Linked DNA regions of Homo sapiens: regions 1, 2 and 4 are each linked to region 3. Evidence: chromatin contacts called from ENCODE Hi-C or POLR2A ChIA-PET data. All regions are on one chromosome and are shown on one strand. Each heading gives the region's core, a stretch centred on a gene start or an enhancer-like site at or near the end of the contact. The rest is flanking DNA. Distances are from core to core; before and after follow the strand shown.

Region 1 (6,193 bases), core at 1,840-4,339, 1.2 Mb after region 3:
GTGTTCTCCCAATCCTTTAGGAAAAAAATTAAACTTCCTCACTCCACAGGGGCTTTTGCGAGGGCCACTGTCTTTAAACTTTCTTGCACTGCACTCCTAGATAGGATGGCTGAGGAGGGTCTCTCTAATGAGGAGAGATTTGAACAGAGCAAAGAAGCAAGCCATAAGGCTATCTGAAGGGAGAATGTCCCACACAGAAAGATGGCACAAACATCCCAAGCTGTGAATGTACTTGGTGCATAGGAAGAACCGTGACAGCCCATGCAGCTTGGGCAGAGACAGAAAGGACGAGAGCAGCAGATGAAATCAGAGGGTTGGAGGCTGCATCATATAGGGGCCTCCTAAGCCACAGTAAGGGCTCTGGCTTTTTCGTTTTTGTGTTTGTTTGTTTATGTTTGAGATGGAGTCTCGCTCTGTCGCCCAGGCTGGAGCACAGTGGTGCGATCTCGGTTCACTGCAACCTCTGGGTTTGAGCAATTCTCCTGCCTCAGCCTCCAGAGTAGCTGGGATTACAGGCGTGCACCACCATGCCCAGCTAATTTTTGTATTTTTAGTGGAGACAGGGTTTCACCATGTTGGCCAGACTGGTCTCGAACTCCTGACCTCAGGTGATCTGCCCTCCTCGGCCTCCCAAAGTGCTGGGATTACAGGTGTGAGCCACTGCGCCCAGCCTGGCTTTTTCTTCTAGTGAGATGGGAGCTACTGGAAGGTTCTGAAAGAATGACATGATCTGCTTGAGTTTTAGAAGGACTACTCTGGCTGCAAAGTACAGACTGTAGAGGGATAAGGGAGGAAGCAGAAAGACCAGAAGGAAGGTAAAGGCTATAATTCAGAAAAAAGGTGACAGTGACCTTGAGCATGGTGAGAGTAGTGGTGGAGGTGGTCAGATGCTAGATGAATTTTGAAGACGAGGTTGACAGTATTTGCAAATTGAGGTGGATTTCTAGTACTTGCAAATGAAATAGATTTATCTTTAAACAGTGTATCTCTTCCTTAGATAACAGAGACAGCATAAGCTGTGATACCAGACTGGATGGGTTCAAATCCTGATTTTATCCCTTACTAACTGCGTGACCATTAGGCAAATTATTTTTCTGTGCCTCAGTCTCCTCATTAATAAAACAGGGGAATAAAGTAACTATTTCATAAAGTTGACATAAGGATTATCTGTACAGGATTTAGAACAGTGCCTGACATATAGTAAATGTTAGGTAAGGTGTTAATAAAACAAGTAAGTGGGCCAGGCCTGGTGGTTCATGCCTGTAATCCCAGCACTTTGGAAGGCCAAGATGGGTGGATCACAAGGTCAGAAGTTCGAGACCAGCCTGGCCAATATGGTGAAGCCCCGTCTCTACTAAAAATACAAAAATTAGTCGGGTGTGGTGACGGGCACCTGTAGTTCCAGCTACTCAGAAGGCTGAGGCAGGAGAATCGTCTGAACCCGGGAGGCAGAGGTTGCAGCAAGCCAAGATCGAGCCAAGGCACTCCAGCCTGGGCAACAGAGTGAGACTCCATCAAAAGAAACAAACAAACAAACAAACAAGTGTTCATCAATCCCTAGCCTAAGTCAGGCTCTGGGTTATGAGTCCTAATATCTCCTTGAACTTTTCCTCCAGCACTTTCATAGTTTGTAGGTATATATTTAAATGATCATTTAATAAATACATGTCCCCCTCACTAGACTGAGAGCTTCACAAGGAAACTATTTTGTTCACTCTTCTATCCCTGATAACTAGAACAATTGCCCGGTTCCTGGTCACAACCAGGAGATATTTACTGATTCAATGAGGGAATGATCTGATCACATTTCATCCTAATGATCTTTTTACATTTTTATCTACTCCACCAGTGGATAAACTTCTTCATCTTTTTGTCTCCAGTATCTTGTACGGTTCTAAGCACAAAGTAAGTGCTCAATAAATGTTTTCTGAACTAAAGCAGGAACTGTGTAAGCATTTTCTGTAATCACTGTACTAAATTTATGATACTCGTTACCAATCTGAAGGGTTATCTGGCAAAAAAAACAAAAACAAAAACAGCTGGTGTGGACAAACAGGAAACACCTGGATGTGGCCAACAGCCACCAAGATGTTTGAAATAATATCCTTCAATGTGTGAGGCAGTATAGGAATGAAAATACTTGCTGTGACTGTAGCAACAGTGATCATAAATATAAAGGTGGGCACCCAACTGGTATACCTTCAAATTGCAAGTCATCTACTGCTGCCATTCGGCCAGTGAGTCTTCTCCCAATTATGAGGAAGAAAATTTGCAGGGTTCTAAAAGAAAAAAATAGGTAAACATAATAGGATGACAGTATAAAGTATCTGCAAACAACTCTTATGTATTAGAAATGGTATCACTTTCCCTTGCCTCCCTTTTCAGTGGGGTTTAATAGGTTTATATAAAGATAACCACTAAGCATCAGGTATTATTAAATATTAAAACTGTAACAAAGAAACTAACCCCGGGGATCCAAAGGTTCCAATTCAACCTTATTTGGTTGTGTATGTACCAGGAATGAATCTCAACTCACTGTGTGAATGTTTAGAGAGCAGGTGCAGCCTAGAGATGTAACGATGAGGAAGGAGAGGCTGAGGTTTGAAAGAGGTGATGGGGACAGTGAAGAACAAAGGCAGTTCAGCCTAGCCAGTGGTTAAAGGCACAGGCTCTGGGGTCAGACAGAGCTGGGTTTGATTCCCGATTCTGCTGCTTCTCTGCTGTATGCGCGCTCCTCGCGGCCTCAGTTTCCTCATCTGTAAAATGGGTGCATAACGATACCTAGTCACACAGTGCGGGGGTCATTAAATGGGAGTGCGTGTAAGGAGCCTAGAGCGGAGTCAGGCAATTAGTAGGCAATGGGGTGTCGGCGACCCTGCAGCCCGGGACACCGCGAAGCAGAGGCAGTGTTTCAGGGAGAGGAGCTGGGCCGCGGCGGCCCGGGCGGGCAGGAGATCCTGAACCCCCTTAGCCTCGTACAGGTCCCGCAAACTCGGCAGCCTCACCTCGCGGGGTTAGGCGTCCCCCGGGTCCCGAGAAGGCTCGGGCCTCAGTTGCTCCGCGCCGGTTTCGGTCCAGCCCAGTTGCCGGAAGCCGGAGATCCGGGGGGCGGAACCTCTCCGCCTCCTCCGGGAAGAGCCCCGCCTCCTTAAAGAGACAGCAGCTCCCAGAGAAACCTGCGTGCTGCGGCGCGCAGAGCCCGCTCCCGCCCGCCCTTCTCCCGAGGCTGAGCCTCGAGTTCTTAAAGAGACAGGCGAGGGCGGAGTGGTGGGGTCGCTGAGTGTGACTACTTGGGCTGGCCTTGCTCCAGGGAACGTAGAAAATTCTCGAGTTTAGGGTTTTCTTACTGTGTGTTTATACCTCTTTTCCTAAGGAAATATAAAATCGGGTGATGAAAGACGATTGTGAAAGAAAAAATTAAGTCACCCGCGTCACCAGTCCCTCAGTTTCTTTTGGCCACAAAAATTTCACTGGTGAGAAAGTACATGATGAGTCAATTACATTCTGAATGAGTGATCGAAAGCGCGATGTCTGTTCGTATGAGCACCCCCAGTAAGTGAGCGCTTGGAAAGACTTTACATCTAATAATAGCCATATATAGTGTATTTTTTTCCCCAAGATGATCATGATCAGGCTTTGTACATGCAGGATCTCTAATTCTCAGAACAATCCTGCTATCTTGGGGTGATTATCCTCATTTTACAAAGAGAAAGCTGAGGCTTAGAGCATGTGCAGGGCACTTTTGGTTGAGTATGTACCAGGAATGAATCTCAGTTCATGAATTCAGCTGTGCTAGTATATCAGCCACCTCTTATGTCCCATTTCAGATCATCTTGGCCTCACCTGCTGCTTATTTCACCGCCACTCATCTTATTCCAGCGTCAGCAGATATAACCTGAGTGAGCTTGCCTCCAGTCTATGCCTCAGGCTTCTCACTTTCTGCTTCGAGGCTTGTTTCTTCATGCGATGGGGCCATGGGACCTTGCTGGAGCCAATCAGCACCCAGACAGGTGCATCCCAGAAGTGTAGGGGTAGAGAGTTGTTAATGTCTCATGAGGCAAATCTCTGACCAATGGGGTCAACACTTGATGAATATATGCTTTTCCTGTTTTTCCCCCTCAGGCGCCCTTTCATATAGCTTTCAAACTACCTAGCAGGATTAAGCAACCAAATGCCTTTGGAAGTGACGCATTTGACAATGCATCTTCGCAATGGGTCTCCTTCCTTCCCTGATATACAAGCCCTGTACTTCACTCCTGGTGCTTGGATTCATACTTGCCAATAAACTACTCATATGAGGAAGCAATATGAAGGCATGTTGGTACCAAAAGTGGCCCCAGAAAATAAAACCTTAGGTTGGCATTTTCTAACTGAACTGCGCACCAGTCACATGGCAACAACAAATATATTGCTGGTGTTAAGGGGAGAGAGAAGGAGGGGGGTGGTGGTGGTGTGATAACACTTAGAATAGAATGGCATCACAATTACTAAGGTGTCTGTCTGCAGTTGATTGGGATAACGTGCAGGTAGAAGATAAGGTGCTGAGTTATCTAGTGGCTGTGGCACAGGAACATTAAGAGGACAATGGTAATTATAAGGACTATGGAATGGACTGGGTGTTCTTAACTCCATTGGAAACCTTGAAAATAAAATGACAGACTTAGAACAGCCAACTGTCAACTTGAGGCACTTTGTGAAAGCTAGAGAGCCTCTATGGCAGCTTTGAAGATTCTTATTCTTCTATAGCCTTGAGAAAGACTGGACTGAAAATCAGGCCCAAGATCTAATTGTAAGGGTGGCAAAGTTTCAACGAAGACTGAATGCACAGCCTCTGTAGGTCTCCTCCATCAAAGCTGGGGCATTGTCAGAAAATGAATGGGAACCTGAGAACTGGGATGAGGATATTTGGGTAGGAAAGCCTGAGACTTGACCATCCCTCGTTTCCAGTTTCCCTTGAATCTTTCAAGGGAAAGGTGGCTGTGGCAGAAGTAGTCCTTTCCCCCTTGTTAAAGGAAAGCAAAGTCCTCTTGCTTACGGATCCTGCAATGATTACCTGCACAACATTGCTTTGGACTAAGGGACCAATTTAATTGTAAAGAACATGCAACAGTGACACATAACCATGGGTCTTACCCACTGGTCTTACCATGTGACTCAGTCATCCAATAGTAGGTGGCCTAATAGGATGGTGGAATGGCTTGTTAAAGGCACAGTTAGGGCTCCAGGTTGGGGAAAATACTCAGGAGACTGGGGCATTGTCCTCCGGCATGTAGTACATGTACTAAACCAATGGTTTATCAATTATTTATAATGGTACTTTGTTCTAAATACCTATAGATTTGCAAACCAAGGGGTAGCACTTCTTACTATCACTTTCAGTGAAACCTACACACATAGAATGTGTGCCTCCTGCGTCACAAGTTTAAGTTCTGCTTGGTTGGAGATCCTGGTCCCAGGGAAGCAGGGAAGGCGGAGAGAGAACACTTCCATTCCAGTTACAGTTCCACTGAATTGGAAGCTGTAACTACCACTTAGGCATTTTTGGCTTCTCATACCACTGCACCAGCAGGTAAAGAAAAGAGTGCCGGCTGGGCGCGGTGTCTCACGCCTGTAATCCCAGCACTTTCGGAGGCCAAGGTGGGCGGATCACCTGAGGTCAGGAATTCGAGACCAACCTGGCCAACATGGCGAAACCCATCTCTACTGAAAACACAAAAATTAGCTGGGCATGGTGGCACACGCCTGTAATCCCAGCTACTTGGGAGGCTGAGGCAGGAGAATTGCTTGAACCTGGGAGGCGGAGGTTGCAGTGAGCCGAGATTGTGCCACTACACTCCAGCCTGGACAACAGAGCGAGGCTCTGTCTCAAAAATAAATAAATAAAGAGTGACACATGGTGGGGAAAATCAGCCCTGATTACTTTAAGAAGTTGGGGGCTGGGCATGGTGGCTCATTCCCATAATCCCAGCATTTTGAGAGATCAAGGAAGGAGGATTGTTTGAGGTCAAGAGTTCAAGACCAGCCTGGGCAACATAAGGAGAAGCTATAACAGTCACAAAATTTGCCGGGTTTGGGTGGCACTCCTGTAGTCCTAACTACTCTGGCTGAGGTGAGAGGATGGCTTGAGCCAGGAGTTTGAGGCTGCAGTGAGCTATGATCACACCACTGCCCTCCAGCCTGGTGACAGAGGAAG
Region 2 (5,987 bases), core at 404-2,903, 1.2 Mb after region 3:
AGCAAACACATGCTTTAATACAAAACTCATTTCACACCTTCTATATTCACCATTACCCTTCCTATTTCCTGTTTTGGGTAGAATTACTTAAGTAGAAACGGCAGAGACTTGGTTTTCTTTAAGGTTCTTTGTTGCAGTTAATGAGAAGAGGCAACCAACCTTAGAGAAATCCATACAATGCCAGGCCTGGTGACTCGCCTGTAATCCTGACACTTTGGAAGGCCGAGGTGGGCGAACAGCTTGAGCTCACAAGTTCAAGACCAGCCTGGGCAACATGGTGAAACCCCAAAACCCTCTCTACTAAAAATTCAAAAATTAGCCGGACCTGGTGGCAGGCGCCTGTAATCCCAGCACTTTGGGAGGCCCAGGCAGGCGGATCACTTGAGGCCAGCGGTTCAAGACCAGCCTGACCAACATGGTGAAACCTCGTCTCTACTAAAAATATAAAAATTAGCTGGGTGTGGTGGCAGGTGCCTGTAATCCCAGCTACTCCGGAGGCTGAGGCAGGAGAAGCTCCTGAACCCAGGAAGCGGAGGCTCAGTGAGGCGAGACCGCGCCACTGCACTCCAGCGTGGGCGACGAGCGATTATGTCTCCAAAAAACAAAACAAAGTGCAGGTTTGGGAGGTAGTCTAATCCCCCACCCCTTTAGAGCAAGGCAATTTCCTCAGGGCCGCAGTTTACCAAAGGTGGTACACTCTGGGGTGCTATCCTTTCCATTTTTTACAATCCCTGACCCTGGTATTCCCTGATGCCTTATCCTGTCTTCTAAACCAGTGCCACTGGTTTCGTCCCCAGTTCACCCTTTCATCGCTAGCTCACATGCCCTTTGTGGTCCTTCTTTCCCCAAACCTCTTCAGGTCAAGTCCTTAGAGGACCTTCTCCCTGACCAGCTCCCTTGGTTCTGGTGCTACAGCTGGACTCCTCACGCTCTTTCTTCAAGCATCATCCATTGGGAACGTGGTGTACTTTAGAAAACACGGACCCGGCCTAAGGCTTCTGTCTCCGAGGGGCCAGGGCCACGGCTTCCAAGGCAAACCAGCCCTGGCACCACCTTCTCACCTCCATCCCAAACCCTCCTCCTCAGTTCAAGGCCCTAAAGCCTCAGACTTGTGGAGGCCCGCCCCAAATTATGTAAAGAATATATAAATGCCCCCGACCTTAGGTACAATTTATAGCTAGATGTGTTACGTTGCGGCTGACAGCTTACATTACATTTTGGTAGACTAATTAATTTCGATTTACAACTGGTTTTCCCTTTTGGGGGGTCAAGACGCTATTTCTGGCCTCAAAGAGTTTCGTGGGCTGGTAGTGGCGCTTCCAGGGTCTAGAGGAAAAGGCGGGCCCGCGTCAGACCTCCCGCCGCGGCCCTTCCACGCCTCCCGCCGCGCGTCTCTTCACCACCCCTCCACTGTTGCTCCCTTCCCACCAACATCCCCGTCCTTCTGCCTTGCCCGGCCAGGCCCCCATACCCTCTGGTGCCAGCCTGCCTACCCCGCTACCCGCTCACCTGGGACTCCCGTTAGCTCTGGGCGCCGGACCTTCCGGGCTCGAAACCTCCCTTGCGCCCCGCCCCACGCAGAGCGTCCCGACCCGCAGCTCCGCCTGCTCGCCGCGGCCTCCGTGGAGTCCGGGGTCGCGCGCGCTCCAACTCTGAAATCTTCGCGCCACGCCTCCCACAAGCCCCGTCCCACCCTCAGCCCCGCCCCTTCGCCGCGGCCACCGCTGAGTTTCCGGGCGCGCGCTCCTACCCCGAGCTCTTTGCGCCACGACTCCCACAGGCCCCGCCCTGCCCTCAGCCCCGCCCCACCCCGCCACCGCGGCCTCCACCGAGTTCCCGGGCGCGCTCGCTCCACCGAGTTCCCGGGCGCGCTCGCTCCTACCCCGAGCTTTTCGCGCCACGCCTCCCAGAGGCCCCACCCCGCCTCAGCCCCGCCCCCTCGCGGCGGCCTCGGCCCCTCCTACCCCTAGCTCTTAGCGCCACGCCTCCCACAGGCCCCGCCCACAATCGGCCCCGCCCTCTCCGGCTCCCATTACTTCGCGGGCCAAGATGCGAAACCACTCCTGTGCGCCTTTCCCCAGGCCAGTCCCGGGGCGCGCGCTGCCTACCCTCCCCCAGCTCAGCTCTATCCCCGGGGCCCGCAGGACCCAGGGGACCCACCCTCCCGCGAGCACGCACGCGCAGGGCCCACCTCTGCGAGTTCCAAACCCTCGGCCCTCGGGTCGCCTGCCCTGGGCCTGGCCCCGCCTCCAGGTCCGGCCCCGCCTTCGTGCCGGGGCCCGCGCACGCGCGCCTCCCCGGCCCAGCCTTGCTCCCGCCCCCGCCGGTCCCGCGGTCCCACGGCGCCTGGTTGCCCCCAGCCCCCTCCCTCCTCCCACCTTCACTGTGTCCCACCCTTCCTAGCTTTGTGCCCGGGGTGCTGAGCCCTTCCCCGTCAGCCGGGCCGCGGGAGGAGGGAGCCGTCACCGAGGAGCTGCCGCTCGCTGCCCCGGGCAGGGGCACAGGTAGGTGGCGGCCGCGGGCCGGGCCGCTCGCGGGGCCCCGGGTTGCGTGTGGGAGCGGGGGCGGGGTGTTAGGGAGGGGCGGGGTGGGGGAGGGGACGCCCCAGAGGGACGGCGGGGCGCGGGTTGAGGGGAGGATGAGGTATACTGGTGGGGGCGATGGGTTTAAGGGTGGCGTAGGGGTGCGGGGGCAGGCTATGGGGACGTGTGAGAATTGGGGTTCGGGGCCTGGGTGGGACAGGGAGCAGGATTAGCCTGGGTGGACTCGGGGAGAGGCATGCTTGGGGAGAGAGCGGGAAGAAGGAAGGGGGAAGGGAATGGGATTTTAGGGGTTCAAGGAGGAAACGAGATAGGATAGGAATAGAGAGGGTGGGGTCTTGGGGGCAGGGAAGAAAAGTTGGGGGTGTGGAATGCCAAGTTGGGGATAGTGAGGCGTGAAGGAAGAGGGTCTTGAAGATTGAGAACAGAAGGCAAGGAAAGGGATGGAGAGATTGGGGTCCTAGGAGAGGGAAGCCCCTAGAGTGGGAAGAAGGGAAGAATAGATGGTGAAGGAGAGGAGTGGGGGGTGGAGGAGTGTGGGGAAGGAAGGGGAGGCAGGTGAAGGTTGGGAGATCGGAGGTTGGAAGGTTGGGTCTGTGGGACAGCAAGCCACCTTTCACCAGGGGCTCGGAAGGGCTGGAAGGGTCTGAAGGTTGAAAGGGGCAGGAGAGCTGGGGTGGGCGAAGGGAGTGGGGTTAGGATTTTTGGTGTGAGAAGCGCTAGAATTGGTAAGAGTGTCACGTTGTGGGAGAGACTGGCATGTTCTTGGAGGGAAGTAGGGAGCCTGAAAGGGTATGGGTGAGAAGGCAGGTAGGAAAGTGCATATTATAGGAAAAAAGTAGTGAGGAAAGTTGAAAATTGAAGAATGGGGACACACAGAACAATGAAGGTGGATTGTTGGTTATTGGTGGTTTAGAACTACCCATAGTTTAGTTTCTGTTTAGGTTTTTATGTTAGAAATTTTCCCAAGAATACTGCATTTTCAGATAAACCAAAAGTGTCTGCAGCCTTGGGATGAAGGCCATGGGTTGGCAGATGTTCTCCTGGTATATGGATGTAGCTCATTTTGGGCCTGGCTGAGGGAAGAAGGGAGGCCTCGTTGTAAATGTCCTGGCTGTGTTCCCACTAGCTCTTTCCCCAGATGTGCACTGTTTTTTTGTTTGCTTTTGTTTTTTAATCTTATCCCCACCCCCTCCCCCCAGGCTTCATCCAGTGAATACTAGAGGGATCGAACAGGTGGGTGAGATTAATTTTTCACATTTTTTTTATCCTTAAGGTTGATGTCATATTTTTAGTCTTGAGAAACAGCATCATGCCAAGGAAAGAGCTTGAGCTTTGGAGTAATGCGGCCCTGAGATTGAATTCTGGCTCTGCCACTTATTAGCTCTGTTCTAGAGTAAGTTATTTTATTTCCGTGGGTCTCTTTGTCTATTAAAAGGCAATACTGACCTCATAGGATCATTAAAGATTACATGAGATCATTTTATATAGTACCTAACACAGTGCTTGGCAACTGGTAGGTGCTTAATAAATGGTAGCCATCATCCAGTATCATTAAACATCATAGTTACTGCTACAACTTGTTATTCTTAGGGGATTTTTATCTTACTTTATCTACTGAAGTTAGATATTTTCTTCTTCTTCTCTTCAAATTAGCCGTAGATTCAGCTCACAATTTTACCCTGTGGGCTCCCTGACAATCCCAGTCCACCTGACTGGCATAGTCATGCTTTTTGCTTGGGAAACTGGATTCAAGGTCTAAAAAACTGTCATGTGTAGTTATCAATAATTTTGTCTGGCCTTTTTCAAGAAAGCTGTATAGAACTGAGTTTTTAATGTAATACAGCTGTGTTTCATTCATTTGATGAAATGGTACACTTCGTGGTAACTTTGGCTCGCTTGTGGTGACCAAATGCTAGAACATACATGATTGTAATATTTTTCTATGCTGTCGTATGGGTTACAAAGCTGCCTTCCTGTAGCAGGCTGGGAAACTATCAAAATGTCGCTGTTACTCTTGATCCAATATATAATACAGCTACTACGATCTACATTGGGCATTGTTATTGTTGTAGTGACTAAGTATTTTAATTTTTCAATTTGGATGGAGTTTTCACCATGGTTTAGAACAGGCCCTGTCTCCTGACCAGGTCCATTTGTAATACACCACCCAGTACAATAGTGAGGGACAAATGAACCCAAGTAGTGAAGTTTTGTGTAGAATTCTCTTGCCTTTCTGGTTCTTAGCCTTGAAGGGTTCAAATGTTAATTTAATGCTTAGGTCATGTTACATACCTCATAGACTCAGGAAGATCCTTTTTGGGAGAATGCAGGATGTGCTGATTTAGTAGTAGAAATTAAAGGACGCCAGGATTCCCAAACCAAAGTCAATTCCTCCAGTGGCTTCTGGACAAATGATGTGGGTTTACTCTCCAGGAAAAAATTGTATTTATTTTTTCCTCATTTAGAAAGATAAGTGGTATTTGGTGGGTAATCTAAAGAAAAACAAACAAACAAAAAAACAACCAGAACTGTGCCTTTTTTTTGAAAATGATCCCTGGAAGCCAAAGCAGCCAGGATTTTGAGGAGCCCAGGTTAGGGTCCTTACTCTAGCCCCAAGCTGCTTGTGCCCTCTGCTGGATGGAATCAGACTTCTAGTTTTCATCTGAAGTGGTCACCCACCCACCCCATCCATCCATCCATTTGTCCATTTTACAACAGTGTTTGTGGAAGGCACTGTTAGGGGTGAGGGTTGGGGGCAATACAGATGGGCAGACCCTGTGTCATTGCTCAGGGAGTTCACAGTGTATTCATCCACTATAATAGGGTATGTTCCATAGAATTTGTCTTTCTGTTGTTAAAATCACGTCAGTCCTTTTTAGGGCCATACCTAGCGTCTGCTTTCTGATCTACAAGTAGAGTGGAGCTCTGAATGTTAAATGACAGGGATAAAGACCAAAGGACATCTGCCGTAATTCCTCAGTCAAAATTAAGGTCTGCAAGGTTGGAGGGTCCAGATGCTCACCCCTACTGGAGGAACAGCTCAGAATAAATGAGGTGTCTCCTTAGCAGCAGGGGCTGTAAATGCTGGCAAGAGAAAAGTATGGGTTATAAGAGCTGGCACTGTGACAGGATTTTTTTCCCCTGTTTTTTAGTTTAGTTGTCTCCCACCCCTTGTAGTACCAGTAGCAATATATTCCCATCGTCTGCTTTGCCTCTGCCACCTGCAGAAGGGTCTGGCAAGTGGGGGAGGAGCCTGCAGCTGTTGCCTGGAAAAGGAGCTGGCTCCTAGCAACAGTATCAGCAGGCCCTACAACTGAGAGCACCAAGTTTGTCCTTTGAGGTCTTACCCTTCCTTTCATACAGTTCAGCAAATATCTTTTGAGGGCTTACTTAGTACTAGGCACTATGTCAAGCCTGAGAAAGATAGATGAATCAAATAAGTAC
Region 3 (5,467 bases), core at 2,560-5,059:
CTTCCGCCTGCCGGGTTCAAGCGAGTCTCCTGCCTCAGCTTCCTGAGTAGCTGGGACTACAGGTGCGCACCGCTACACCCAGCTAATTTCTTTTGTATTTTTAGTAGAGATGGAGTTTCACCATGTTGGCCGGGCTGGTCTTGATCTCCTAACCTCATGATCCACCCACCTCAGCCTCCTAAAATGCTGGGATTACAGGCCTGAGCCACCACACCCAGCCCAGAACTCTAATTTTTAATGACGATTTTCCTCCACTACAAGGAAGTCCTTAGGGAAAGTAACTCACAGATCAGACGGAGAGTAAATCATGATTGGTCTAAGCTACTATTGTTGGTCCTATTCTCTTTGGTATTTATTGGCTTATCCATGGTACTTGAGGGGAAGTCTATTGAGTAACTACTAAGAAAAATTGTAGCTTACTAGACATATAAGGGGATATGTTTAGCTGGCAGTTAGATATTTAAGTATGAAATTCAGAATGCAGATATAATTTTGGGGTTATCACAGCATAGATAATATTTAAAGTAATGTGTTGGGATAAGATTATCAAGGAGTGTACATGCAAAAGACAAAAAGTCGAAATATTGAGCCTTGGGGTACTACAGTATTTAGAGGTCAGAGAAATGAGGAGAAACTAGGAGCAGCCAGTGAGATAGAAGACCCGAGGGGGTGAAATGTCATGGTAGCCAAGGAGGGGGAAGTAATGAGCTGTGTCTAGTGATGTTGGTAGGTCAAGTAACACGAGGACTGAGAATTGACTGGTGTCAGCAAATGGACACCACTAGTGACCTTGACAAGGGCATTTCAGTGGAGTGGAGGAGGTAAAAGCTTAACCAGAGAGGATCTCACCGAAAATGAGAAAAAGGAAGTCAAGGCCAGGCGAGGTGGCTCATGCCTGTAATCTCAGCATTTTGGGAGGCCAAGGCAGGCAGATTGCTTGAGCTCAGGAGTTCAAGACCAGCCTAGGCAACATGATGAAACCTCATCTCCACAAAAAATACAAAAATTAGTTGGACGTGGTGGCACATGCCTGTAGTTCCAGCTACTTGGGAGGCTGAAGTGGGAGGATTGCTTGAACCCAGGAGGCTAAGGTTGCAGTGAGCTGAGATCGCACCACTGCACTCCAGCCTAAGCAACAGAGTGAGACCATGTACAAGCCACCTTTGTGAGACATTTTGCAGAAAAGAGAATGGAGAAATGGGGCAGTAGGTGGGGGGTCAAGTCCAGTCAAGAGAGGGTTTTTTTTTTTTTTTTGAGGTGGAGTCTCGCTCTGTTGCCCAGGCTAGAGTGCAGTGGCGTGATCTTGGCTCACTGCAACCTAAGGAGGGTTTTTTTGTTTGATTGTTTTAAGATGGAAGAAATAAAATCATGTTGCTATAGCAATGAGAGGTAATAGCAGAAAAATAGCGATGTAGGTGAGAGGAAGAATTGCTGGATAGGTGTCTTTGAGAAAGTGACGTGGTATGAGACCTAGTACTTGAGCTCCTCAAAGTGTCATCAATGGACTAGTGACCATCTAGAAATGGTTTTTCACCAGTTTGTGACAGCAATTCAGAATTAATATTTTGAAACTTTTATAACAATTTGACAGAAAAATGTTACGCGTGTTGGGTTTAATAATAAAAATTCTGCCTAGAGTAGTCAAATTCATAGAGATAGAAAGCAGAACAGTGATGGCGAGGGATTGGGGGAAGTTAGGAATGGGGAGTTATTGTTTAATGAGTACAAGCTTTCAGCTTTGCAAGATAAAAAAGTTCTGGAGGCCTGGCACATTGGCTCACGTCTGTAATCCTAGCACTTTAGAAGTCTGTGGCAGGAGGATTACTTGAGCCTAGGAGTTTGAGACAAACCTGGGCAACACAGTGAGACCTTGTCTCTACAAAAAAAAAAAAAAAAAAAGGTAGCCAGGCGTGGTGGTATGTGCCTGTAGTTCTAGCTGCTTAGGAGGCTGAGGTGGGAGGATCGCTTCAGCCCAGGAGTTTGAGGCTGAGTGAGCCGTGATTGTGCCACTGTACTCCTGATGGGTGACAGGGTAAGAACTTGTCTCAATAAATAAATAAATAAATAAATAAAAGAAAAAATAAAAAGTTCTGGAGCTTCTTGATGGGGATGGTTGCACAACAATGTGAATGTATTTAATACCATTGAACTGTACACTTTAAAATGGTTAAGCAGGTTTAAAAAATCTGGGCTTGCATTTTGGATGCTTGTTTTTAAATTTTAATTTTTTCTAGTAATTAATTTTGATTGTATTTTACAGAAATTTAGTTTTGTGATTGGGGATAAAATCTGGGTCTTTTAGCACAGATGCTTGAGAACTGAGGAGGATTTGATGTTAGCTAAAAGACAAATAATTAACTTGTAGTAAGGAAAGGAAGGCAGAGAGAGCATCAAAGCAGAGTTACAGGTTCGTTGGAAGTCATGGTGGGTGCTGGGAACTTGTAGATGTTCTTTTTGGTTTGTTTGATTTTCTTGTGAATTAGAAGCAAAATCATCAGCTAAATGAGATGAGGGAGGAAGTGTCGGAGGTTTGAAGAGACAGGAGACTTGAAATAGTTATGTAGCAAGGTGGGAGAGTGTGTGAAACTGGAGAAATGTGGTAGGGTAGCCACTCATTATGGCCTCTTGAGAATAATGATCTCAAATTTACGGGGAGTCAGTCAACCACTTTTGGCTTTTTCTCCACCCACTCCATTGCTGGAGTTCTGTCAGTACAAAGAAAGCAGAGAACGACTAGAGAAATGAAGGTAATACTGAAGAAATCGACTTCATGTACCTCATGTACTCACTTTCTTCCCCAAACAGCTTAGATTCTATTAGATTCCATTTCATGACGGACGATAGAATCTAAGCTGTTTCAGGAAGAAAGTGAGTACATAAGGCCAGCGTGGGGAGGAATAGCGAAAAGGTAGTTGGATCAATGGATTTGGGGTCTTGGAGTTGAAGTTTTTGGAGTTGGAGTATTATCAGACAGAGTGAGCTAGAAAGGAAGAAGGTTGTGGCCGGGCGCAGCGGCTCACGCCTGTAATCCCAGCACTTTGGAAGGCCAAGGCAAGCGGATCACCTGAGGTCAGGAGTTCGAGACCAGCCTGGCCAACATGGTGAAGCCACTTCTCTACTAAAAATACAAAAATTAGCCGGGTGTGGTGCCGGGTGTTTGTAATCCCAGCTACTCGGGAGGCTAAGGCAGGAGAATCACTTGAACCCGGGAGGTGGAGGTTGCAGTGAGCCAAGATCGCACCACTGCACTCCAGCCTGGGCAACAAGAGCGAAACTCCATCTCAAAAAAAAAAAAAAAAAAGAAAGAAAGAAAGAAAGAAAGAAAGGAAGAAGGTTGCAATGGGAGTTAGAGGATTAAAATTGAGATTGTAGAGAAGTTACAATTATTCGTATGAGCATGAGAGTGAGAGGCTGAGCCAAGAATGATCCCTAGAGAAGAATCTGAGAGGCCAGAGGATTGGAAGAATTAAGCGAATTTTGAAATAACCAAGAGTTATGACAATAGTAGTAATGAATGACAGTGAACCAGAAGCCCAAATCTTAGAGAATGATGGTGAATGACAGAGGAGTCTATAGGTGACCGAAGTGAGCGATGCTCTAATCTCTCGTCATGATGTAATATTTAAAGCTTTTCATATTTTGAAGGGATGCTAGGATTTGGGGGTGTGTGGCTCCTTTAAGGGCCTGGGAGGGGGAGAAGCTGGAGGTCGGGCTGGGGGGGGCGGGACCCCCTCGTCTGAGTCTGCGCATTGAGAGCGGAGGCGGGTCCAGGCGCGGGCTCGCGCGCCCGGGCGGGTCCTCGCGGGGGCGGAGTCTGCGCTCTGGTTCGGGCTGCGGCTGCGGCTGCGGCTGCGGCTGCTACTGCTACGCTCCTAGCTTGAGGGAAAGAGGCCGAGGCCTGGGCCAAGCCCGGAGCCGCCGCTCGCCGGAGCCTCCTGGAGCCTCCGCGCCGGCTCAGCCTGGGGGCGGGCTCCGGTCCGGCCCGCCGCCGCACCCAGGACGGAGGCTGCATGCCCGAGGACCAGGCCGGCGCAGCCATGGTGAGGGAGCAAGGCCTGCCCTAGCCGCAGCCGCCCGCCACCCTAGCCCCCGCCCGTCGCGCTGGCCCCTGCGGTCTTGCCCCTCCCTGTCTCTGGTGTCCCCTCGGGCTCCCTGCCTTTACCTCTCTCCCTCGTTACCGCCCCCTCGGTGTTCAGCTCCTCCTTCCCCATTCACCTGCTTCGGTGAACCCCTTTAGGTGACACCCCCTGAATCTCCCTTCTCCCCGATGACATCCTTTTTATCACCCCCAGTGACAGCCTTTTTCGCATTCCCTTTGTCGCCCACTCCTTGTCCTTTAACCCTAACCCTTCCTTTCTTTCTCCTCTATCATTTTGCCTTTTTTCCTCTTATGTGATTTTTACTTTCCCCCCTTTCCTCCCTAGTTTTCGCTGCTCTTCCTTGCTCTTCTCACCCCTCTTCACCATTTTATCTCCACTGCCCCCTTCTCTCCGTGTTCCTTCTCCCCTTCGTCCTCTTCCATCCACGTTTCCTCTTCCCTTATCGGATGTCCTCGCTCGGTTCGCCGTCGCAGCTGTCCCCATTTCCTTCTACGGGCTTCAGGGGTCTAAGCAGGAACAATTTGAGGACTGTTGCTTCCCGGGAGCTGTAGGGCGGGCAGATAGGGATTTATAGGTTTGCTTCTTCCTTTTCGTTTTTGGAGGCATTGAAGAGATCCTGGAAGCCTATTCACCTAGTGTCATTGCAAAATCGAAGTGGTGGTGTGTTACAGAGCAGTGAAGTGAGGGCCAGCATGCATACTGTGACCTCAGGAGAGATCTAGTCTTTTGACAGAAATAGCTAAAAAATGTTTTGAATTTTTTTTATTTTGAGCATCTTTTAATGTGGAGGTGCAGTTGGAGAAGTTTAAAAATACTTATTTACAAGCTTGGCTATTATTACTAAAAACAAATGATTTGTTTTCATTTGGAGGCAGAGACCAAGGGCATTTGAGGACTGACAATCAGGTTGGCAGGTTGTGACAGTCTCTTTAAACCTTCTAAAGAGTTCATTTGTTTTGCCCTGTCTGCCTTTAGTTGGGAGAACCTTATATTTGCAAATTTTCTTTCTGTCTGAAAATAGGTTGAGGCTTCAGTTGGTTTTTTCATTGAGTTGGGTTATAAGTGGTTTGCTGTACATTTATTGAAAACATTGCTCCATCATATGCAACAAGCTAAATTTTGGTCTCTGGGAGGAATAAGGCAAAACTAAGTCCTGATAATTATGTTCCCCTAGGAGGTTAGTCAGTTTCTTTTTTTCCCTCCAGCAGTTTTTTAGAAAAGTAATATACTATAAAATTATTTAATCTATGAATTTTCCCTAACTCACTCCTGCATTTTTAGTCTGTCATTTTCCTGTGTTTGTCTCCTTCACTTTCACACACTGTTGTTGTATGCTAACCTGTTTCTCCCTGTGGAATGTAAGTTCT
Region 4 (5,601 bases), core at 1,718-4,217, 1.8 Mb before region 3:
GTTTCTATTTGAAACGTCTACATATATGTAAGAAAAAGAGAGTTAATTTCTTGTTTTGTAGTTCTCATTTGATTCACAATTCAAGTTTAGTTACCTAAGAAAAGAACTCTAGTTTTTTTCTCAACAATTACATTAAAGAAAACACTGCCAGATTCTTCCCAGTTTCAACTTTCCCTCTACCTACCAATCTCTTGCTGGATGATTACCCAGATATTTCTGGTGTGTTTTGTTGCTAATACTCCCAGTGTACTTCAAGAAGGGTACAGATACTGCTTGAGGATCCGCTTGCCAAAGGCCGGTTCTAATTAGACTTGTCATTTTTTGCTTGGTTTCATTTTGACCACTGGGTGCATCATGCAACCGTGTTGGATATTTTTAAGAGTATAAAAATACAGAAAGCAATAGTTAATTAATCTCACATAGCTAAAAGAGGAAGTTAAAAGTACTGGAAATTGGTGTCGGATGATTAAATAAAGGATTAGGAGAGAGACCATTCTAGACACCCTCCCCAACCCCACATCCCCAAAATCCAAGCCACTTCTAAGTAGTGAGAGAACTTCGGCAACCAAGAAATGGCTTTGTTAGAAAACACTTCACACGACTTATTTTAAATTTTGCTTTAAATTTAATTGCTTTTCTCCTTTTTCTCTAATAATAGGACTATTTCGCAGTTTCCAGTCCTTGATTAATTAAGGCTTCAGAGTTCGTTCTTACATATGCCATGTCTTAAGTTTTCATAAAATTCAGTCTACACAAGACTTGCTTTTTGTGAGCACTGTGCTTAGTGGCAGTCCGGATTTTTCCCTCCACCCCCGCGGCCACCCCTGCCCACCGCGCCGTCGGGCATGGATCTGGCAGGTGCGAGGCCGAGGCCAGGGCTCAGCGAAGGACGCCGAGTTTACAGAGCGCGCGCGCCTAGAGGAGGCAGCAGCAGCCGCAGCCTGGCCGCCCGAACTTTGCGAGCCTGGCGGGGGAGCACAGAGGCGGGCCGACCTGCCCCGCTAGCGCTGAGGAACGACTCCCTTTATGCCAGCTCGCTGTCCGCCTTCCCGCAGCGTACGCTGCGGAGCCTCAAAGACCCTGCGGCCCTCCACAACCGTCTTAAATAACAAACCCCTGTCCTCGCCCCCGTAGGAATTGGGGCAGCTGGGGGTTCGCGTCACAGACTCAAGCCCGCCAGCAGAAGGGCAGGCCGGACTTCGCGGGGCCGAACCCCGCTCCAGCTGGGGACAGGCCGCCTAGCCGGCAGGAGGGAGCCGGCGCGAGAGACTTGACGGGAGGAGGTGGAGAGCGGGAGGCGGGAATGAGGGCGCGGGACCGGGCGGGCGGAGCGTGCGAGACTGCGAGCGCGAGCGCCAGCAGGGCGGAGGGCGGGGCGTGGGCGGCGCCCGGCCTTCCCGCTCCCGCGGCGCTGCAACTCTGCCGAGCCTCCTTAAAACTCTGCCGTTAAAATGGGGGCGGGTTTTTCAACTCAAAAAGCGCTCAATTTTTTTCTTTTCAAAAAAAGCTGATGAGGTCGGAAAAAAGGGAGAAGAAACCGGCACCCTCTCTGAGAGGCAACAGAAGCAGCAATTGTTTCAGCGAAAAAAGCAGCAAGGGAGGGAGTGAAGGAAAAAAGCAAAAAAGGGGGCGACACGCAAGTGCCTGTAGGGGTGAAAGGAGCAGGGACCGGCGATCTAGGGGGGGATCAGCTACAAAAGAAACTGTCACTGGGAGCGGTGCGGCCAAGGAGGAAGCAGTGCTGCCAGGCTCTGCTCCAGGGCACAGCTGGCTGGCGGCTGCCCTGTCCGCAGCAAAGGGGCACAGGCCGGGGACCGCGAGAGGTGGCAAAGTGGCACCGGGCGCCGAGGCTGCTGAGCGCTCGCCGAGACGGCGACCGGACTGGCTGCCCCGGAACTGCGGCGACTCTCCCTACTCAGAACTTGGCCTACGTTTCCCAGGACTCTCCCCATCTCCAGAGGCCCCCACAAAACCGGGAAAGGAAGGAAAGGACAGCGGCGGCAGCAGCTCAATGAGTGCCTACAGCAGAAAGCCTGAACGAGCTCGGTCGTAGGCGGGAAGTTCCCGGGGGGGCTGCCCAGTGCAGCCGCAATGCTGCCGCGAGCTGCCCCAGCAGTCCGGGCTCCGTAGACGCTTTCCGCATCACTCTCCTTCCTCGGGCTGCCGGGAGTCCCGGGACCTGGCGGGGCCGGCATGACGGGCTTCTCGGGGGCCCGCCGCACGCCCGGCAGCCTCCGGAGACGCGCGCCGAGCCCGGCTCCCACGGCCTCTGAGGCTCGGCGGGGCTGCGGCTGCCTGGCGGGCGGGCTCCGGAGCTTTCCTGAGCGGCATTAGCCCACGGCTTGGCCCGGACGCGACCAAAGGCTCTTCTGGAGAAGCCCAGAGCACTGGGCAATCGTTACGACCTGTAACTTGAGGGCCACCGAACTGCTACTCCCGTTCGCCTTTGGCGATCATCTTTTAACCCTCCGGAGCACGTCAGCATCCAGCCACCGCGGCGCTCTCCCAGCAGCGGAGGACCCAGGACTATCCCTTCGGCGAGACGGATGGAAACCGAGCCCCCTGGAGGACCTGCCCCTGCAGTTCTGCCTCACACGGCTCAAGTCACCACCGTGAACAAGGGTGGGTGAATGCCTTTTCTTCCCCCTGAATGTCTTTCCTTCCGCGGTATTTTCTGCCCCGATCTATAGTCCCTTGAGTCTCCACACACACTCCTCACAGAGATCTGTAGCGTAGGTACGTGACAGCTCTGCCTACATCTGACGTCCGGAGTCATTAACCAGGAATGTATGTGTGTCTGTGTGTCTCTCTGTGGAGTCGTCAGAATTCTTCATAGGGGTTAAGCTAAAAAAGCGAGGCGAGGAGCCCCTCTCCAATGGCTCAGTTTTGCTGAATAATCACGTGTGAATCGAGGGGCGGGCTTTTGGCAGGCAGATCTTACTAGTATTTACTACCAAGCTCTACTCCAGATTAACCATCCCAGTCCTTCTGTCAGTCTCCGATGCCATCATGCAGCCTGGTTAGGAGCAAAGGAAAGGGGAAAAAGAAAAACGACTAATTCATCTTTTCCTGATCGTCAGGACCCTAAAGAATGGCCGAGCCTTGGGGGAACGAGTTGGCGTCCGCAGCTGCCAGGGGGGACCTAGAGCAACTTACTAGTTTGTTGCAAAATAATGTAAACGTCAATGCACAAAATGGATTTGGAAGGACTGCGCTGCAGGTTGGTATTAAGAGAGGTGGGGAAAACAAGTCAATAATGTTGCCTACGTGACCCGGGTTTCTAGATTTACAGCTTTTAAGCTTTCAGGGACATAAAATTTCACTGTTTTTAAACCTAGTTGGTTGCCATATTTTATATCTTTAAGTGGATGCAACTTCTCAAAATGACGTACTTTGAACAAACTCCTCAAATCCAATAACATCCTTGATATCAAGTGGGGTCCAGATTTGGTCTTAGTTTTTGGAATGTTTTTGTGACGGTGGGGATTTTAAAGTAGTCAGTGTAGGGCCGAGGTTTGTTTGTTTTGTTTTGTTTTTAAAGACAGCTCTGTAAACACATTATTATGATTATTATTTGAAGTAAATACACTGCTATTAGTGGTTTTACGTACTTTGCCCCCAATAATAGACTTTAACGTTAATTTTCTTGACTACTGATGAGGGTGTTTTTCCTTCAAATGCTTCAAGTTTTGACAAACGACCTTTCCTCGTTTGGAATGGGTGGCCTGGGCACCGGGACAGGATGTACATTTTACAGTTAATGTAATACCATCCACTCATTCAGGAGTCGGGAGGAATAAAAAGTTGAATTTTCTAATCAGAGCTCAGCTGCAGTGTCTTTGTCTCTACGGTCATGCCGTGGTGTGCTCTAATTTTCAGTAATTAGATTTACAGGCAACAATTGACACATGTCCAGCTGCCAAGTATTGTACCTGATAATTTTTTTCCTCTTCTGAATGTTATCATGTAACTTAGGTGAAAGGCTTAGAAACAGAAAAATGACAAAATAGTTTAAAATAGTTGCTTTATCAGAGTTCTGATGATATTCTTATGAGCTATTCTTATTTGGAAATGCAACACTTGAAGCTGTTTTTGAAAACCCAGTGGGGAGAGGGTTTTTAGAGGGCTTTGTTTCGGTTACAAGAATTAAAAATTTAAGTGCCAAGAGATATACTATTAACAAACAAAGTCCATACAGTCTGTACATTTTCAGTCAGAATACACTGGCCTTGCAAAAATTTCAGTATTAAGGAAGTTTATGCACAGATACTAAATTATTTATCTTGTTATTGCTGCTACATTAAGTAATGATTTTTTTTCCTTTTTCTACCTAGTAGTTTTGAACAGGTTTAGTGATGATAGCAAAGTAACAAATTTAATATATTGAAAAGTTTCCTTTTGAAAACTCAAAAGATTATATAAACTTCACAAAGAATGAACTACTTAACCCATGTTCATGATAAGATTTTACAGGATTTTTGACGAACAGGAAGACTGGGAAATTAATAATATTCTTTTAAAAAGTTTTGACAAACATTTTTAATACAACTTTGCAATCTTGTTTATATTAAACATACTTATCAAGATACTAACACCCACTTATTGTGGCTTAGTCCTTGTACATATAACGAAACACACACACAGAAACTGGAGTTTCAAGGCTTATTTTCAATATGTATAATCCTGACTCTGAAGTTGTGTCATAAGTCAAGAAATAACTTTCTTCAAAACCGTTTCCAATATTGCTATTATTTTCTGTGAAAAAAGGTGAATTTTCTTCTACAATTATGTTTATTTAACTCAATTTCAAAAGCCTTTTCCACCTTCCTAGTGTACATTTTTCTATCAGGTTAATATCAAAGGCCTTAATCGTATGTTTGCTTTACGAAGATCCAAGGTATCTGTCTCTTATTTTTCTCATTCCAGGTCCTTAAATATGACTAAATCTTTAGGGACAGTTGTGGTCGTATCAATTTTTAATAACCAAAAAGTATGTTTCATTGAAGTTCTTGAAATATAAATTATGTATCACTGTTTACCACTGCTCCAAAGGAAGAGCTAAAAATCAACAGTTTTATCAACAGGGGAGCTTAATATCTTGTCCATCTATGTAGTTTGCATTTACAAAATATTACTCATTTTAAATATATTTTGTTATTTAATGTGTGATTAGATTTTTTTAAACAAACATTTAAAAAAGATAGAACGACTTTGTATTTTCCATTAGCATTTAATTTCATAAACATTGAGTGTCTATTATACAAGATATTTATTATAAATTTAGATTATTATGGATATACCTAGATATAAATAAACCAGTGTAAATTCTGAAAATGTGTGGCATGTTAATGAAAGTAATATTTTTTCACAACTAAATTATATGTATTTTATATTTGCATGCTGTTCTACAAGATACTTTATAAGAGACCACTGTTAGAGTGAAATATATTCAAACAATAGTAGATAATCTTTGTTATGTGAATTATTTGTATGTTGATAGCAAGTGTTAATACCACATTCTGACTTTTAAAATGTTGGCAGTTTACAAATAGCTGTTCCTTAAATGCTTGATAATAACTGAAAAAGGAACTAACACAGGAT

Evidence for each region. Hi-C counts contacts between places; a loop is a spot of excess contacts on that map. ChIA-PET counts read pairs that join two places held with the same protein, here RNA polymerase II (POLR2A). Pooled maps may share reads with other maps.
Region 1: a loop to region 3 is called in a map of B cell, with 22 times the contacts of the local background. The contact joins the promoter of YIPF1 here to the promoter of ZYG11B in region 3. A Hi-C loop is called at or near these places in 1 of 168 maps with a recorded cell type or tissue (B cell), 1 of 37 single-sample maps with no recorded cell type and 7 of 50 pooled maps.
Region 2: a map of naive thymus-derived CD4-positive, alpha-beta T cell shows a loop between it and region 3 (6-fold over the local background). The contact joins the promoter of IFT25 here to the promoter of ZYG11B in region 3. A Hi-C loop is called at or near these places in 1 of 168 maps with a recorded cell type or tissue (naive thymus-derived CD4-positive, alpha-beta T cell), 1 of 37 single-sample maps with no recorded cell type and 6 of 50 pooled maps.
Region 4: a loop to region 3 is called in a pooled map, with 5 times the contacts of the local background. The contact joins the promoter of CDKN2C here to the promoter of ZYG11B in region 3. A Hi-C loop is called at or near these places in 6 of 50 pooled maps. POLR2A ChIA-PET finds 5 or more read pairs at or near these places in 2 of 52 experiments (BJ and CD4-positive, alpha-beta T cell).

Annotation. Positions count from the first base shown.
Region 1 is chr1:53,886,708-53,892,900 of GRCh38, forward strand. It overlaps YIPF1 (Yip1 domain family member 1), which reads right to left and starts at 3,090. Exons shown (of 11, transcript NM_018982.5): 1 at 3,006-3,090; 2 at 2,537-2,756; 3 at 2,200-2,279. The coding sequence starts at 2,230. RefSeq lists a silencer at 1,849-2,143 and an enhancer at 3,029-3,323.
Region 2 is chr1:53,944,046-53,950,032 of GRCh38, forward strand. It overlaps IFT25 (intraflagellar transport 25), which reads right to left and starts at 1,654. Exons shown (of 6, transcript NM_016126.4): 1 at 1,510-1,654. It overlaps LRRC42 (leucine rich repeat containing 42), which reads left to right and starts at 2,305. Exons shown (of 9, transcript NM_001256409.2): 1 at 2,305-2,504; 2 at 3,743-3,776. RefSeq lists silencers at 1,551-2,620, 5,031-5,325, 5,099-5,148.
Region 3 is chr1:52,722,644-52,728,110 of GRCh38, forward strand. ZYG11B (zyg-11 family member B, cell cycle regulator) reads left to right here and starts at 3,810. Exons shown (of 14, transcript NM_024646.3): 1 at 3,810-4,040. The coding sequence starts at 4,011. RefSeq lists a silencer at 3,621-4,200.
Region 4 is chr1:50,967,278-50,972,878 of GRCh38, forward strand. CDKN2C (cyclin dependent kinase inhibitor 2C) reads left to right here and starts at 2,968. Exons shown (of 2, transcript NM_078626.3): 1 at 2,968-3,220. The coding sequence starts at 3,092. RefSeq lists silencers at 1,227-1,486, 2,037-2,306 and an enhancer at 1,737-1,806.